2 separate regions of the Mus musculus genome follow, and region 2 is linked to region 1. Evidence: chromatin loops called from intact Hi-C (ENCODE). Cell type or tissue: heart. All regions are shown on one strand. Links, peaks and the distances in the headings refer to the core of each region. The heading gives the core; the rest is flanking DNA. Region 1 holds the start of Sfrp2 (secreted frizzled-related protein 2). Region 2 has its middle 160 kb from the start of 1700028M03Rik.

Region 1 (8,608 bases), core at 1,746-6,745:
AAAGGTATAACCATAAAACACAATGGAAAGATGCTTCTCATCTGCAGGACATGGAGAAAGCCCCTCCTGCTCAGCAGGGCTCTAGGGATCTTTTGCAGATTTTTTTTTTCCTCATCTGGGCTGGGAAGGATGGCAGTGCTGTGCTGCGAGGAACCTATAGGGCCTGCTTGTTTGCATCTTGGAAGCACAGCTCAGTCATTCCCACAGCCAGCAAATAACCGGCTCTCCTTCACCTTGTACTCCCTGCCAAGTCTGCGGTTCAGTTATGATTTATTTCATTATCCCCCCACTCCAGCTCCTTGGTACAGGTGCTTGTTGCCTAGCCTTGCCTGTGCCAGCAAATAAACCTAGGGACAAGGCGATGTGAGTGAGTAAGAACTTCCTGGTGGGGTTTGTCTGAACAGACCCGGTGTGTGTGTGTGTGTGTGTGTGTGTGTGCGCGCGCGCTGTGGGCTTACAGCTATCAGTCTGTCTGGGGCCCTCGTGAAAAAACATACTCTCATGAAGGAAACACTTTCTTTCTCTAATTTATAAATATGCCCAATGATATCATTAAAATTCAAGTGCAATCTTGTAGGTTTTCACTAGTATGAAATCAAATTTTCACAGGGAAAAAGAAAAAAAAAAACCTTGTGACCCATAAAAGAAAAGTTATCTGATTTTTGAAAATATCAAGCAAACTTCGCAGGCGTCCAGGCTTATTTTGAAGGAGGAAAGTGAACTCTGGAGGAATACCCTGTGTCTATTTGGGTTGATGGCAGGAAGAAAAACAACAAAGGCAACCCCCACAAAACAACCCCAGCCCTACCCAACCAGAGAGAAACACTTCCAATCGGGAGGCTCGGAGTGTGTATGAAATGCTACCAACCTGTATTGGTTATTCTATTGTATATGTTGGGCAAATGTTTGAAAAATGCCAAACATTTGCAATAAATTAGAAACCTAACCAATAAGATGATTGCAGACTCATGGTGCCTGCCAGGAAAGATTGCTAAACAACTTTGTATTTTCTTTAACTAATGATGTCTGCAGGAAAAAAATTAGCGATTGAAAGGGAGATGCGGCTGCAGCCAGAGAGGGGTAAGGAAGCCCCCTTTTCTATCTCCGGGGCCCAAATCAGCTCAGACACATTGTATACTTTTTCCTTTCAGGAAAAGTATCAAGAGTGCATGAGGTTTTCATTGCTTTGATGGTTTTTGCCTATGAACTTCCCTCTGTTTTCTAAAAACTTGAGGGAACTCTTCTGCATGATTTTTTCCCCAGCTAATTAAAACCACTCCTAAGATAAAAGCAGATAGTGACAGAGAGATGAGTCCTGTTGATTGCCTTTAGCCTCTCTCCCCCAAACACCTGGGGAGTTAAAACCAATAGTCAGGGTTCCACTCGCTCCCAGACAGTCTTCGTTTTTTTATCTCCAAACCTACATTGGCGAAGGACAAAAAAACAATCTCAAAAGGTGATCAACGTGTATCGTTTGTTTTTATCCAGTGGGACAAGAACGTGCAGAGAGAGGCTGAGCCTGGGTGCTCATCACTAGGACCCAATCATGGTAAATGCTTTCAGAAGCGGGGACGCAGAGCAAGAATCTTAAAAAAAGGCTTGCCACTTTTGTTTGGCTTTCTTAACTACCTAAGAGGAACTGTTAGAACCAAGGAGGAATCTTGGCGCATGGGTGGATATCTCTAACTCCGTATGGCAACAGATTAGGGCAAGGAGAGCTGCCATATCCAAGGTTGGGACCTCCAGCCTGGACAAACTAGGATGTGGAGTGGTGGCTGCGGGGTGTCCCCCACCCCACCCACCCCACTCCCCAGGTCCTAGCACCTCAGGCTTCTTGGGAGTGGGTGGATCGAATAGGGAAGGCTTACCTTCCTCTGTGGCCGGCAGGAGGTGGTCGCTACTAGCGAGGGGGATGCAGAGGTCGTTGTCCTGCGGGAAACGGTCGCACTCCAGCATGTCTGGCCAGGGGAAGCCGAAGGCGGACATGACCGGGGCGCAGCGGTCCTTCACCTGCACGCAGAGCGAGTGACACGGCTGGATGGTCTCATCTAGGTCGTCGAGACAGACAGGGGCGAAGAGCGAGCACAGGAACTTCTTGGTGTCCGGGTGGCACTGCTTCATGACCAGCGGAATCCAGGCGCCCGCCTGCTCCAGCACCTCCTTCATGGTCTCGTGGCCCAGCAGGTTGGGCAGCCGCATGTTCTGGTACTCGATGCCGTGGCACAGCTGCAGGTTGGCGGGGATGGGCTTGCAGTTGCTGCGCTTGTAGGAGAAGTCGGGCTGGCCGAAGAGGAAGAGCCCACGCGCCGAGCCCAGGCAGCAGTGCGAGGCGAGGACTAGCAGCAGCAGCGAGGCAGGGCCCCGCGGCATCGTGGACTAGCGACCCCCGGGGGGCGGAGGGAGCCGAGCGGGGGAAGCGAGAGGCGGCCGGAGCTCGAGCTCGTCCGGGACTCCCTCGCTCTGCTCGTGGGGGCTCTGGACAGCGGGCGGCGCGAACGCGCGAAGCCGGGCGCCGGGAGGTCGGCGCGGGCAAGGCACTGCAAGCCCGCGCGCAGCTCCGGGGGGCTCCGACCCGGGGGAGCAGAGTGAGCAGAGGCTGGGGCCCAGCCAGAGTTTTCTTGGCCTTTTTTATGCAAATCTGGAGGTGGAGGAGGGGGAGCAAGGGAGGAGCCAAACCGGAGTAATCCGAGGAGGCCGGTCACTACTTTCTGGGGCTGGCTGCGTTGAGAATGCCCCTCACGCGCTCGCTGGCAGGAAATTCGGGCTGCGCCCCCACCCCGAGGCAGCAGCCCCTGCGCGCGCGCTCTGGTGATTGCCTTGCAAGCAGACAAGCGCGGGCCACCCTGTCCCAGGGAGAGCGAGGGGAGAGCGAGGAGGAGGCAACGAAAGTCGAGGACACGCGTGGAGCCGGGCTAGCTGCCTTGCAGTCGGATCAGGGCTGGAACGCGTTTCACGCCCCGCGTGGCCTGCGCCCGTATCGATGTGCAGCAGCCTTTAAGTCTCAGCACTGCGTCCCTGTCCCCGAGTAACCATAAACCAGCAGTACTAGACTCTTTGTGGCCTGGGCTTTTTCCTCCCGGTTCTCCAGCCCAAGTTGAGCAGACTGGCTTGAGCAATGTGATTCCACAGCCTCACGACACATTCTGACTTATAAAATGGAATTGCAGCCATGCACGGAGTTGCTATTTTGCTGGGGTGTCTATAGGATTTTGTCACTGTGGAGGACTTGTCAGAGGCATCACGAATTTGCCCGCCATTTCTCCTCTTTGGAGGAGAAAATTTGACCTCTGAAGAGATGTCTATGCTTGAAGGCTGCACGGGCTCTAATACATAGGGGTTCAGGATTACCTCAGTATAGGCCACCAAAGCAATAAATGGGGCTTATGAGTACCAAGGTCAGAAGGTGGGCAGGAACGGGCAGAGACCTCTGTGGTCACAAGAGTTAGTCATGTCCTCAGCATAGTTGGCCCATTCATCCCCTAACAACCAGGGACGCCATCCTGGTCACCCATCCTGGTCACGCCATCCTGGTCACCCATCGGGCCATCCTCTGCTCTGTAGAACAGGGAACCTAATGTTAGGGTAAGTGGATTGTAAGGTGCCAGGCGGGGAAAGGAGTACAGAGAGACAGTTTGGACGTGCGCAGGGGGTGGGTTAAGGGGGGGGGTGTCTCTTCCCCAAACCTTCCCTTGTCTTAAGAGTCAGCCTCTCTTTAAGTGGGACCTTGCAAGTCCTGGGTAGTGACTTCCCCTCTTTGCCCCCCCCCCCCCCAACAATCCTCTTTCAAGTGTAAGGTGGACACATTGTTGCTGCTTCCTGGATTTAACAGCTGGGTTGGATGTTTGCTGCCTGATTTACATTTTCCATCCATCTGGATGGTGAGCTCAGGATTTAGGGGGTCAGCACATTTTGTGGTCCCGCAGTTTATGAGAGTTTAAGGAGTGACGAGAGGACGATAAAATGCTATTTCCTACCCACTTCTGGCCATAGTCGAAGCAGGTAAACACCCAGAGGGAGCCCGCAATGGGAGTCTTTAAAAGTCCAGCTCCATCTTTCCTGCTCTGCTGAAGGCCTGCCTGAGTGGAGCCGTTTCCATCCAATTGGCTCTAGACCTTCCCGTGTCTAGCTGAAGCAGCCAGAGGCTTAGACTTTCTCCCCAGGTAAAAACTAGTTTGAAAATAAACCACACAAATACAAAAAAGTTAAACCAAACAGCTACACAGGCTGAACGCTGAAATGGAATTCTAGTATTCTCAGGTATTCACTACTCGTGGCCCCAAAGTACATCCATGGGGTCACCTCCCGCCTGCCGATCCCCTGAGTGGAAGATCAAGAAGCCCACCACCAATTCGTCTAGTTTGAGTCACTCGCTTTTGTGTTTCGGAGTGCAGCGGGCTGCCCATGCGCCTGGCGCACTACCGCGGGCCTAGGCATTGTTTGGGGAGCCTGCGTCTGTCTCGCTCGCCAGGAGGGGTCGCCCGAAGTCTTACGGGAGTCTCCAGTAACACCGGGCTCAAGCTCTCGCTTCTGCCCGCTTGCTTGCCCGGGTCGTCAGAAACATAGCTTGTTGTCGCAGACCGTTCCAACATCAGTACCACTCGGCCTGGACTCAAGCTCAAGCTCCATCTTCCTCTCCATCTAGAGTCGTGCACCCTCCTTTCGTCCATCATCAGCCAATTGCATGCTTGTGTGACAGGCGTGTCCGCGCGGCAAGCCCGCTGCTGGGGAGCAGGGCAGTAGCCTTCCTCAGAGGGTAGACCACTCACTGTCTGTGTGTGAAGCACAGCTCAAGGACACTCTGTGGTTATCCCCACCGGGTTCCCGTGTGGGTTTATGTAGCCCAGAGGAGAGAACTCCCGGGCAAAGCAAGCACTTGGAGTGCTTGGGTTCGCCTAGGCTCTTCTGCGCTTCCTGTAGGTTCCCAGGTACACAGGTTTCCTATCAAAAGTCGCAAGCCTTTGCCTCTGAGAGTCCATGTCGAGCCTCCTCTCAATTCCCTGTGAAGGGAAGTTCCTAGTTAGTAAACAGTGCGATTCACAGTGCCAGGCCCTCCTATTCTGCTTAGAGGATGCTTCTCATAGTACCGGACCCTTCCCTCAGTCCCACCCCCATCCCAGCACCCAGCCAACAACGTCCTACTCAAATGCTGCAGGCCCAAAGAGCCTCCACATCTGTCTTTTGGTGGTCTTGCCTTTCCATCTGGTGCTTTCTGTCTTTAAGGGGCATTGATGAATCTTGAGGGACACAGAAAGCTGCCCTAGTCTCTCTGCTGCTTGGTTAACCCTTTGCTGGCTGCTAGATTTCTGGAGAGGCGAGCCCTTTGCTCTCAAGCTAAGATGCTTAGGGGGATCTCCAACGTCTGGAGCTTGCTAATCCCAGTTCTGCCCAGCATCCAAGGAGGTCGCAGGGCAGCCTGGGTGCCAGGAGAGCAAGCTTCCTCCTGCACTCTGGAATGGTGTCCTGAAAGCACACAGAAGCCCAGCAAAGGTCTCAAAGCAAGAAAGCCTAGAAGCACAACACGCATGTGTAGTTTCTTAATTTCTCCGATGATGCAGCTTTGGCTGCCCAGGGGGCAAACTTGAAATGGAGATTCATTTTTCACGCTCTCCCCGGAAGTGTTCACATCACTGGCCTGTACTTCCTTTAGAGGGGAAAATGTGGGTGCTAGGTGTCCACTTTCCTGGTTAACACGCAGGGCCTGGGTCAAAGGAAGGGGAGTTTCTGCTCTAAGGCTGTTTTGAAGTCAAGATTTGTAGTCTAGAGCAGCACATAGTAGGGCATCCCCTAACCCCTAGGAAGAGGACCCAGCAACCACCCGACCAATGTCATCTTGTCTTTAGAAATCCTCACTGCCACCCAGCAAGTGGCCGTGATCATTATCCTTAACCACCCCCTGCCTCCCCACTCCACATTTATTTATGGGGGTTGTAGGGCCACAACATTCCTGTGGAGATCAGAGGACAACTTTAGGGGTTTGGTTCTCTCCTTGCACCCATGGACCCCCAAGATAAAACTCATATGGTCAGGTCTGGTGGCAAGCAAACTTACCTGCTGAACTGTTTCGCTGGTCCCTTGATTGTTACACTTTTTTTTTTCCATAATCATAAGGAAATTGAGGCACAAAGGATTTAAGTAACTGAACCATGTCACACAGAGATCTAGCTGCCTGCCTTTGGGTCCTGTTCTTTTGGTTGCCTCCAGAAGTGTTATTACTTGACTTTTATCCACAGACTTTCCAGGGGTGAGGGTTGTCTTCTCCAGTGTACCGAATCTTCCAGGCCTGGTAAGGCTGCCCGGTACCAGGGCCACTACTTTCTCCAGTATTCGCTGCAGCCATCTGGGGGCGCCATTTCCCAAACGAGAGGTTGTCTCTAGTACAAGGAGAGCTGCTCTCCCTCACCAGTGGAAACTGAGATCTTTTACATTCTTACCGGTTGCTCAAGAGGATGGCCTTTGGCCCTCGGAGGAGCAACGACTTCATTTCTTAGGCTCCTCTTCGTCCTGTCACTAGTGGGTCCCCATGCCAGGGGAAGCTACCTTCCTGCGCAGGCGCAGGGAGGACCGGTGCCCACGCCTGGAGGTGCGAGGAACTCTGAGCACAGAGACCAGGTGCTTTGTATTTCCACTTTAAGAATTGGCTAGAGTGAGGGCGAATACTATGCTAACAACTGAACGGAGCTGTTGCTCTTTAAGATGTTAAGGGCCTCAGAGCCATCCAACCTGGAAAAACCAGCCAAGGGACCAGACCAGGAACCCAAGGGACCAGGCCAGGAAAGTTTGCTGCCTGGTGGAGGTCTACTAGGGTGGGGATTAGACCCAGCATCTAGTTTTTGCCATGGGGAACTTGGGCAGCAGTCAGGGGTGTGTGAGGCGATGATCCCTTAGAGACAAAGCCAGCTGAGTTATCCTGTGTCTGACTTGATGGCTACCTCCCCACCAGAAGGAGCCTGTCTGGGAAGAACGATAATTGCCAGGATCTCAGTAAGCCATGTGTTTGGCAGATTCCGTCCACCTGTGGAGGCCTGCCCCCTCTCTGTCCCAAGTACATCGAACTTGCTCGTTGACAAAGGCCAAGAAGTCAATGAATGGATACTTTGGAAGCTCTGTAATAAATGGGAAATGAAGTAGAGACCGCTCAGTGGTTAAGAGCACTTGCTGCTCTTGTTGAGGAGCTGGGGCGGTTGCCAGCATCCACAGTGCGCGGTTCACAGTCCCCTGTAACTGCACTTCTAGTACCTTCTGTGCCCACTGTCCTCCACCCGTACGTTCACCCATGCATGCATTCAAGCAAACACAATCACACATTAAAAAAATTTAAATGACTGAAAGAAGTTGGACCCCATGAAGCTCACCTATAGTTCCAGATTGGGAGACTGAGGCAGGAGGATTGTCATGAGTTTCAAGCAAGCTTTGGCTATGTAGTGCATTCTAGGTTTGTCTGGACTTCACAGACAAACCCCGATTCACACACAGAAACAAATAGCAATAGAGCACAGTTGCTAAGTCGTGCCAAAACAATCACACCCATGATCTTTCTTCAGTGGTGCGGTGCACTTCCTTGGTCACAGAAAGGTTTGTCAGCAGCGGACTGCTGATGGATGAGAAAACTGCTTTGCGAAGGCGTCTCCTGTCCCTCTGTCTCTCTGTCTCTTTCTCTCTCTCTGTGTCTGTCACATCAGGAAAGCTGGTTGTGGCTGGTTATCTTGGAGAGTCTGGTTTCCATTCCCTCTGTTCTTTCAAGGAGAGAAATGGCTCTTGAATCTTGGAAGAAAGAGCAGAGGATGCCTTGGCCTTCCCTGGATTGCTTCTGCTAAAAACCAAAATAAATAAATAAACAAAGAGTGCCAAGGACAATAAGCCCCAGCAGGGAGGAGTCCCTTTGGCCACACTGCCTCTAGAACAGGGGAGTCTACTGATGCCCCCCCCATCCTCCCCCCCACCCGATTCCTCACAACACAAAGCCTTTTAGTTATAACCTAAGCCATCACCTTAGCCCCACCACTCACAATTCCTTTATCTGGGGGTTGAAAAATTTGAAACCCAGGACAACAGTGTAGACCTAGCCTGCATTCCGTCCTTAATTAAAGGCTTACTGGCACCTTCCCTTGTCTCTGCCCTGCTGCCTACCCAGCTTGCCCTGCTGTTCTCTGGGATCCCAGGAGGTCACTGCTCACTGATGGGATTGCGACTGCTGATGAGACTCTTTAAGCATCACCCAATCACTCACATTAAAAAAATGCCGACCGGAAAAGCAAAAGCCCAAGGCTCGAGGTTGTTTGCCAGCCCAGAGCCTGGAAAGAAAGGCTGGCTTGATTGTCTGCTGTGAATAGCAGGGACCACAGGTTAAACAGGTGCTCACTCAGGTGAGAGCTGTGGCTATCTGGCTATCAGAAAATAGCAAGGAGGCATCACATAGGAGCGCCCCATGGGCAGAAGAGACCCGAGTGTGAGCACGTGCTCCTCCCAGAGATGGACCTCAGCGTGGAGAGCTGTTGGTCTCCCTGAATTCATATTTTGCATCTTTGGGTCTTTATAATTGGTAGATTTTTTCCACAGCCCAAATAAAGACATTTGTCACATTTATTAAATTGAGTCATCAATTTATGGC
Region 2 (8,608 bases), core at 2,361-7,360, 350 kb after region 1:
CTTTATCTGGCTTTGGAATCAGGATGATAACAGCCTCAGGAAAAATGTCTGGAAGTCTTCCTTCATATAGTAATTTGAGTTTTATTACATCTTCAAAGTTCTGGGAGAACTCTGCAGTGGGTTCTTCTATTCCTGCACTTTTATTAGTTGGGAGGCATTTTACCACTGCTTTAACCTTGTTGCTGGTTATAAGTTCACTTCAATTACTTACGTCATCTTGGTTTAATCTTGGTATGTTGTATGCATCTAGAAATGAATCCATTTCTTTTATGTTTTTTCATTTCCAATGCATATAGGTTTTAAATGTATTTCCTTATGATTTTCTAGATTTCCCTGGTATCAATTGTCTCCACTTTCATTTCTAATTTTTAGTATTTGATTTTTCTCTCTCTTATTTTTGTTAATTTCACCAAGGGTTTGCCAATCGTATTTATATTTTTCATGAACCAGCTCTTCATTTGATTGACTCTTTGTGTTTTGTTTGTTTCTACTAACTTCAGCCTTGAAATTAATTATCACTTCCCATCCACTATTTTTGGAAATTTAGTTTGTTCCCCCAAACCAAAGAAATATATCATTAAATTATTCATTTAAGATCTCTCAAATTTCTTGATGTAGGCATTTGGCACTAAAATTTTTTCCTCATAGGACTACCTTCATTGGTTTTGGCTTGCTGGACTTTCATTCAATTCTAGAAATTTTCAAATTTCTACCTTGATTTCTTCAGTGACCCAGTTATCATTTGACAGTGTGTTACTAGTTTCCTTGGCTTTATGTACTTTTAAACTTTTTAACCCTGTTGATATCTAGTTGATATTTATTCTAATGTAGTCACAAAGAATAAAGGTTAGTATTTCGATTTTCAAATATTTGTTGAGTTTTTCTTTGTGTTCTAAAATATGGTCAGTTTTGGAAAATGTTACATTGCCTACTGAGAAGAATGTACATGCTTTAAATTATTTGGTGTAAATGTCTGTTTGACACACTTGGTTTATGATGTCATTTTATTACAGTATTTCTCTGTTTAGGTTTTGTTCAAATGATCTACCTAGTGGTGAGAACGGAGTATAGAAATCACCCCTTTTTCATGTTGTGATTAATCTATCTGTTAACATCTAGTAGTATATTTTTAATGAAATTGGATACTGTTATGTTTAAATGATAGAATTGTAATATTCTTTCAGTGTATTTTGCCTTTGACGAATACATAGTGGCCCTCCCTATCTCTTTTGACAAGTTTTGCTTTGAAGACTATTGTACTGCTGGTTTTGTGTGTCAACTTGGCACAAGCTGGAGTTATCACAGAGAAAGGAGTCTCCCTTGAGGAAATGTCTCCATGAGATCCAGCTGTGGGGCATTTTCTCAATTAGTGATCAAGGAGGGAGGGCCCATTGTGGGTGGTACCATTCCTAGGCTGGTAGTCTTGGGTTCTATATGAAAGCAAGTTGAGCAAGCCAGGAGAAGCAACATCCCTCCATGGCTTCTGCATCAGCTCCTGCTTTCTGACCTGCTTGAGTTCCAGTCCTGACTTCCTTTGGTGGTGAACAGCAATGTAGAAGTGTGAGCTGAATAAACTCTTTCCTCCCTAACTTGCTTCTTGATCATGATGTTTTGTGCAGGAATAGAGACCCTGACTAAGACAACTATCTTGTCAGAAACAAGAATTGCTACACCTGCTGTTTTCCCAGATTCGTGTGCTTGGAATAATCTGTTTACACCTATTTACCCTTTTATCTATCACTGATGACAAGGCGCACTTCTTGGAGGCAGTAAAAACAAAATCATGTTTTCAGATTCAATCTGCAAATCTGTGTTATCTTATGTCAGAAATGAGACAATCAATACTCAAAGCTATTGAACAATAAGTCATAATTCCTGTTATGTACTGGTTCTATGATTCCCTGTGACCTACTCAGATAGAATCCTTCTTTCCCATATGTTCTGGCTTGGGGAGGTCATAAATTTCTTGTATCTGTTTTTGTCAAGAGAAGCTTATATTTCTCCATCAGTTTTAATGCATACTTTAGCTGTTATCTTTGAGAAGCTGGAAGATAGCTCTCCAGCCCTTTGGGCTTTGAAACTTTCTATTGATTATTGAGTGATTATCTCACAAGACTGACTTTATAAATACTTGAACTTTGTTCTTTTCAGCTTTCTCTGCTATGTTTTAATGTTCTAATTATAATATGCCATGAGGAGTTTTGTTCCTAGTCCTGCCTATTCACCACTCTCTAGGTGTTTCATGCTTAAATGGCATCTCTTTTTTAATGGAAATATCTCTTCCATGTCTTCTATGTCTATATCTTGGTATGTCTTCTTCTATTAAAATATTCTGAAGGTTATGTCTTTTTCCTGCTGTCCCAAGGTTTTCCCACTTTCTGATCATGTAATTTATAAATTTATCATTGACCTTTGCTGAGTGAACCAATTCCCCTACCTTTCTTTCTGATGTTTCTATTCCATATGATCCATTCTATTGGTGAGGCTTTCCACTGAGGTTTATAATTGACTTACTGAGTTTTTACTTTCCAAATATCACTTCAGTCTATCTTTTCTTCTGTAATTTAAGACTTTATTAGATTCCAATTACAGATTACGTGTCCACTTCTTGGTTCCATTCATCTCTTTGCTTTTGTTCTGTTGTAATATATTCATGTCTTTTTTGAGTTGTTAACCTAGAGTCATAGTCATTATCTTGAATTCTTTGGAAGTTCTTCAAGGTTCTTCTTTTATTATCTATTCATTCATTCATTCATTCATTCATTCATTCATTTTTATAGCCTGACCACACTTTCTTCTAGGAAGTTCTTCAAGGCAGTTCCCTTCCTTCCTTCCTTCCTTCCTTCCTTCCTTCCTTCCTTCCTTCCTTAATTTCTCTATCTATCTACTTATTGTAACAGCTCAACTGCAATTTCTCCTCCCTTCTTTTGCCCAGTCCCTTCCTTCCATCCACAACTCTTCCTCAGTTTCTCTTTAGGAAAGGACAGGCCTCCCACAGTTATTAACCAGCCATATCAAGTTGCAGTAAGACTAGGCACCTCCTTTCCTACACAAGGCAACCCAGTAGGAAGAAAAGGTCCCAAAGGCTGGCTGGCAACAGAATCAGACACAGCCACTGGTTCCACTTATAGGGGTCCCCCAAGAAGACTAACCTACATACACAACTGTAACATATGTAGAGGGAGACCAGGTCAATCCCATGCATGCTCCCTGGTTAGTGTTTCAGGTTCATTGAGCCCTTACGGGCCCAGGTTAATTGATTCTGTGGGTTTTCTTTGGTGTCCTTAATACCATTGACTCCTACAATCCTTCCCCCTGTTCTGAGGGATTCCTAAAACTCCACCTAACATTTGGCTGTGGGTCTTTGCATCTATTTCCATCAATTGCTGGATAAAGCCTCTCATAAAAATTGAACTAGGAATATATACAAAGAGCTCAAGAAGCTGAATTCCAAAAATTCAAATAACCCCATTAAAATAGGGTACAGAGCTAAACAAAGAATTCTCAACTGAGGAATACTGAAGGGCTGAGAAGCACTTGAAAAAATGTTCAACATCCTTAATCATCAGGGAAATGCAAATCAAAACAACTCTGAGATTCCACCTCACACCAGTCAGAATGGCTAGGATCAAAAATTCAGGCGACAGCAGATGCTGGTGAGGATGTGGAGAAAGAGGAACACTCCTCTATTGCTGGTGGGATTGCAAGTTGGAAAAACCACTCTGGAAATCAGTCTGGCAGTTCCTCAGAAAACTGGACTTATTACTACTGGTAGATCCAGCAATACCTCTCATGGGCATATACTCAGATGTTCCAACTTGCAATAAGGACACATGCACCACTATGTTCATAGCAGTTTTATTTATAATAGCCAGAGGCTGGAAAGATGTCCCTCAACAGAGGAATGGATACAGAAAATGTGATACATTTACACAATGGAGAACTACTCAGCTATTAAAAACAATGAATTTATGAAATTCGTGGGTACATGGATGTATCTGGAGGATATCATCCTTAGTGAGGTAACCCAATCACAAAAGAAGTCACTTGATATGCACTCACTGATAAGTGGATATTAGCCCAGAAACCTAGAATACCCAAGATACAACTTCCAAAACACAAGAAAATCAAGAAGGAAGACCAACGCATGGATACTTCATTCCTCCCTAGAATAGGGAATAAAATATCCATGGAAGGAGTTGTAGAGGCAAAGTTTGGAGCTAAGATGAAAGGATGGACCATCCAGAGACTGCCCCACCCGGGGGTGCATCCCATAACGCCACCAAACACAGACACCATTGCATATGTCAGCAAGATTTTGCTGACAGGACCCTGATAGAGTTGTCTCCTGTGAGGCTTTGCCAGAGCCTGGCAAATACAGAAGTGGATGCTCACAGTCATCTATAGAATGGAACACAGGGCCCCCAATGGAGGAGCTAGAGGAAGTACCTAAGAGCTGAAAGGGTTTGCAACCCTATAGGTGGAACAACAATATGAACTAATCAGTACGCCCAGACCTCGTGTCTCTAGCTACATATGTAGCAGAAGATGGCCTTAGTAGGCTGCCAGGGCCAAGAAGTTGGAGTGAGTGGGTAGGGGAGCAGGGCAGAGGGAGAGTATAGGGGACTTTTGGGATAGCATTTGAAATGTAAATGAAGAAAATATCTAATTAAAAAAAAGAATGAAACAAAACAAAACAATTGGACTAGGCTCCAATCTATGAGTATAGCAGAATAAATATCATTAGTAATAATTTCATTTCATTGACTTTAGGGTTTGGTTTTGTTGTTGTTGTTTTGTTTGTTTTGTTTGTTTGCTTGTTTGTTTCCACTTGTGTTTGGTTCTATCCTAGGTCTCTGGGTTATCCAGCTTCTTGTTCCTGGCCCTCCAGGCAGTGTCAGGGCTGGGCTCCCTCTAGTGGCTTGAGTCTCAAGGTGGACCAGTCATTCATTGGTTATTCCCACAATTTCTGTGCAACCTTTTATCCCAACACATCTTGTAGGTAGAACACATTGTAGGTCAAAGGTTTTGTGGGTGGGTTGGTGTCACAATCCCTCCTTTGGAAGTCTTGCCTTGTTATAGGAGATGGCTAGTTCTGGCTCTGGGTCTTCCATTGCTAGGAGTCTTTTGGTTTCATCCTCGTAGATTTCTAGGAATTTCCATTGCAATAGGTTTCTAACTCCTCTCAGAGATGCCCCCCACTCCTGACTTCAGTTGCCTCTCCCAGTACTCTTTCCCTCCATCAACCCTCCACCTGATCCCTCTTGTTCCTATCCCCCATCTACACTATGCCCCCACCCCCCCCACACACACACATCTAGCAGGGATGTCTATTCTATTTTCCCTACAAAATGAGATTTGCACATCCCTCCTTGAGCCCTCCTTGTTACTTAGCTTCTCTGGGTCTATGGGTGCATTATTATGGGGTTTGTAATTTTTGAGGAAGGCTAATGTCTTGGATGTCTATGTGGTTCTTGTTTTTGCACTGGGACTTGTGCATCTAGGGCTAGTTGTATGAGTCAAGGTGTGGATGTGGAGCTGATGGTTTGGGGACTTCTTACATGTTAGATCTCATGGTTAAGGGGACTGAAGAAGTGTAGGCTCAGGACTCAGGTTCCAGTGACCACTTACCTGTGGGGCACAAGGAGCTGTGGGGTAAAGACGATTAGGCTGAGATATTCAGGACTTGAGGACACTTTACCTGTAGGTACTAGGATAAACGAGAAAGTCTTGGACTGAGTGGAGACGTCACTTTATTTTTGAGATGGGGATCTCTTGTGAAAGTGGGGGCTCACTGATTTGGCTAGAGCCCTAAGAGCCTCCTGTCTTTCCCCCCAAGCACTGGGGTGATAGATGTGTACCATGTTGCCTGGCTGTCATATTAGTGCTGAGGGGTCAATCTCAGGTCCTCATGTTGGCACCGCATAGCAGTTACTTTTCTAAGGCTGTGATAAGACACCGTATCCAGGCAGCTTACAGAAGAAAGACTTTCATTGAGGTTCTGAGTTTCAAAGGATTGGAGCTCTCATGACAGGGAGCATGACAGGGAGCATGACAGGGAGCATGGCAGGGAGCATGGCAGGGAGCATGGCAGGGAGCATGGCAGGGAGCATGGCAGGGAGCATGGCAGGGAGCATGGCAGCAGGCAGGCAGTCGCTGAGAGCTTACATTCCGAACCACAGCACAAAGCAGAAAGCACTAACTGGAAACGGTACAGGGGTGGGGTTTGAAGCCTCAATCCCACACCCATCCTCAGTGACAAACCTTCCCCAACACCATACCTGTTATTCCTCCCCATATAGTTCCATTGTCTGGGGGTTAAGTATTCAAGTAAATAGATCTATGGATGGCATTCTCATTCAAACCACCACACACAAACACACTGAACCACCCCTCCCCCACTTATGGCTCTCTACTTTCCTAGGCACTAGCTAAAGACAAAGGAACTGTCTTTTACACTCAGAGCATCCAGCTTTCTTCCTAACATAGAGGTTATACTTTGCTGATGAGGGAACAGACTGGGATGTTTGATTCTTCTGCCCCTCATGTAAATACATGTTTCTTCTGTTCTACAGATAACCTCGACACAGGTAAGACTCCAAGTTCATTGACAGAAATACTCATTTCAGGCAAACACAGTATCATGCAAATGAATTAAAGCAGAGATGTAGAGTTTGGAAGCAGCTTCAGGACAGGTGCTCCATGACGATCACCAGGAAAGGGTGAAGGGATCTAAAGTGTGTTTGTGTATTGATATCTCGATGCAAGATGACTTCCATTGAAAGTAGTCTGAACAGGGTGGGGAGAAAGAGGCCAGCATGAGTGTGATAAGTGGTGCTCCCCATTTATAACTAAATTTGGACATGTTTGCATAAAAGCAAGAGTGATATGAACTTGGCTAAAGTGTCTTCAGCTGGGCAGACATGGGGAAGTAGAAGAAGGCTTCACTCAAACAGGATGAAAGAAAGAGGATCAGATGTGGTCATAGAAATGTTTGGAAGGTATGAGAGCTTAACACAAAGGTACTGCTCGATAATTTATTTTCATTCTGCGAGGTCAGTAGATTTCAATGTCGTTAATCTAAGGGTCATTCTGCATACTTCACAATATTTGAGACACCCAAAGACATGTTTATATTGGATCTGACTACTGATAATAAATGCTAAAAAATTGTATCTGACATACTGAAATAAGCTAACCAAGAAGAGTGGACTGTTTTATATTTTCCTCTTTGATGTTTAGCTTAATAGATATCTGCTAGATTTTCATATATGATTCTCATGTCTATTTCAACATTGCATACCATACCATGTAGCCTCTAGGAAACCCTACTTATATGCATAAGAAAAAGAATAAATAATTGAAGTGGTATTTAATAATTACTTATGAAAGTAAGTTTGATTGTGGTTATAGTCCTAGAAGAGTCTTGTGGGTGGGGTCAGCACTGTTTACTATCACAGCAACAGTGACTTCTTTTCTTTTTTTTAAAAAAATTTTTTATTATGTATTTTCCTCAATTACATTTCCAAAGCTAGTCCAAAAGTCCCCCATGCCCTTTCCCCACTCCCCTACCCACCCATTCCCACTTTTTGTCCCTGGCGTTCCCCTGTACTGGGGCATATAAAGTTTGCAAGTCCAATGGGCCTCTCTTTTCAGTGATGGATGACTAGGCCATCTTTTGATACATATGCAGCTAGAGTCAAGAGCTCAGAGATACTGGTTAGTTCATAATGTTGTTCACCTATAGGGTTGCAGATCCCTTTAGCTCCTTGGGTACTTTCTCTAGCTCCTCCATTGGGGGCCCTGTGATCCATCCAATAGCTGACTGTGAGCATCCACCTATGTGTTTGCTAGGCCCCGGACTAGTCTCACAAAAGACAGCTATATCAGGGTCCTTGCAGCAAACAATTGCTAGTTCATGCAATGGTGTCATCATTTGGAGGCTCATTATGGGATGGATCCCTGGATATGACAGTCTCTAGATGGTCCATCCTTTTGTCTCAGCTCCAAACTTTGTCTCTCTAACTCTTTCCATGGGCGATTGTTTCAAATTCTAAGAAGGGGCAAAGTGTGCACACTTTGGTCTTTGTTCTTCTTCAGTTTCATGTGTTTTGCAAATTGTATCTTATATCTCGGGTATACTAAGTTTCTGGGCTAATATCCACTTATCAGTGAGTATATATCATTTGAGTTCTTTTGTGATTGTGTTACCTCACTCAGGATGATGCCCTCCAGGTCCAACCATTTGCTTAGGAATTTCATAAATTCATTCCTTCTAATAGCTGAGTAGTACTCCATTGTGTAAATGTACCACATTTTTTGTATCCATTCCTCTGTTGAGGGACATCTAGGTTCTTTCCAGCTTCTGGCTATTATAAATAAGGCTGCTATAAACATAGTGGAGCATGTGTCCTTCTTACCAGTTGGAACATCTTCTGGATATATGCCCAGGAGAGGTATTGCAGGATCCTCTGGTAGTACTATGTCCAATTTTCTGAGGAACTGCCAGACTGATTTCCAGAGTGGTTGTACAAGCTTGCAATCCCACCAACAATGGAGGAGTGTTCTTCTTTCTCCACACCCTTGCCAGCATCTACTATCACCTGAA

The links. Peaks named below come from ENCODE experiments on the same cell type or tissue, not always from the same donor. Only the 100,000 strongest peaks of a DNase experiment are listed, where the experiment ranks them.
Region 2: a loop joins it to region 1, with 8 times the contacts of the local background. A loop is called at or near these places in 5 of 42 quality-filtered maps.

What each region holds. Positions count from the first base shown.
Region 1 is chr3:83,760,304-83,768,911 of GRCm38, reverse strand. Sfrp2 (secreted frizzled-related protein 2) reads right to left here and starts at 2,591. Exons shown (of 3, transcript NM_009144.2): 1 at 1,869-2,591. The coding sequence starts at 2,370. In heart, for the core only: a CTCF peak has its summit at 4,475 (motif pointing right); DNase peaks (open chromatin) are centred at 2,721 and 4,471; H3K4me3 peaks cover 2,853 bases; H3K27ac peaks cover 2,693 bases; H3K27me3 peaks cover 3,571 bases.
Region 2 is chr3:83,413,052-83,421,659 of GRCm38, reverse strand. No RefSeq gene overlaps it. Among named protein-coding and RNA genes, the nearest start is that of 1700028M03Rik, 160 kb to the left of the region's middle. In heart, for the core only: a CTCF peak has its summit at 4,913 (motif pointing left); no DNase peak of the experiment used is centred there.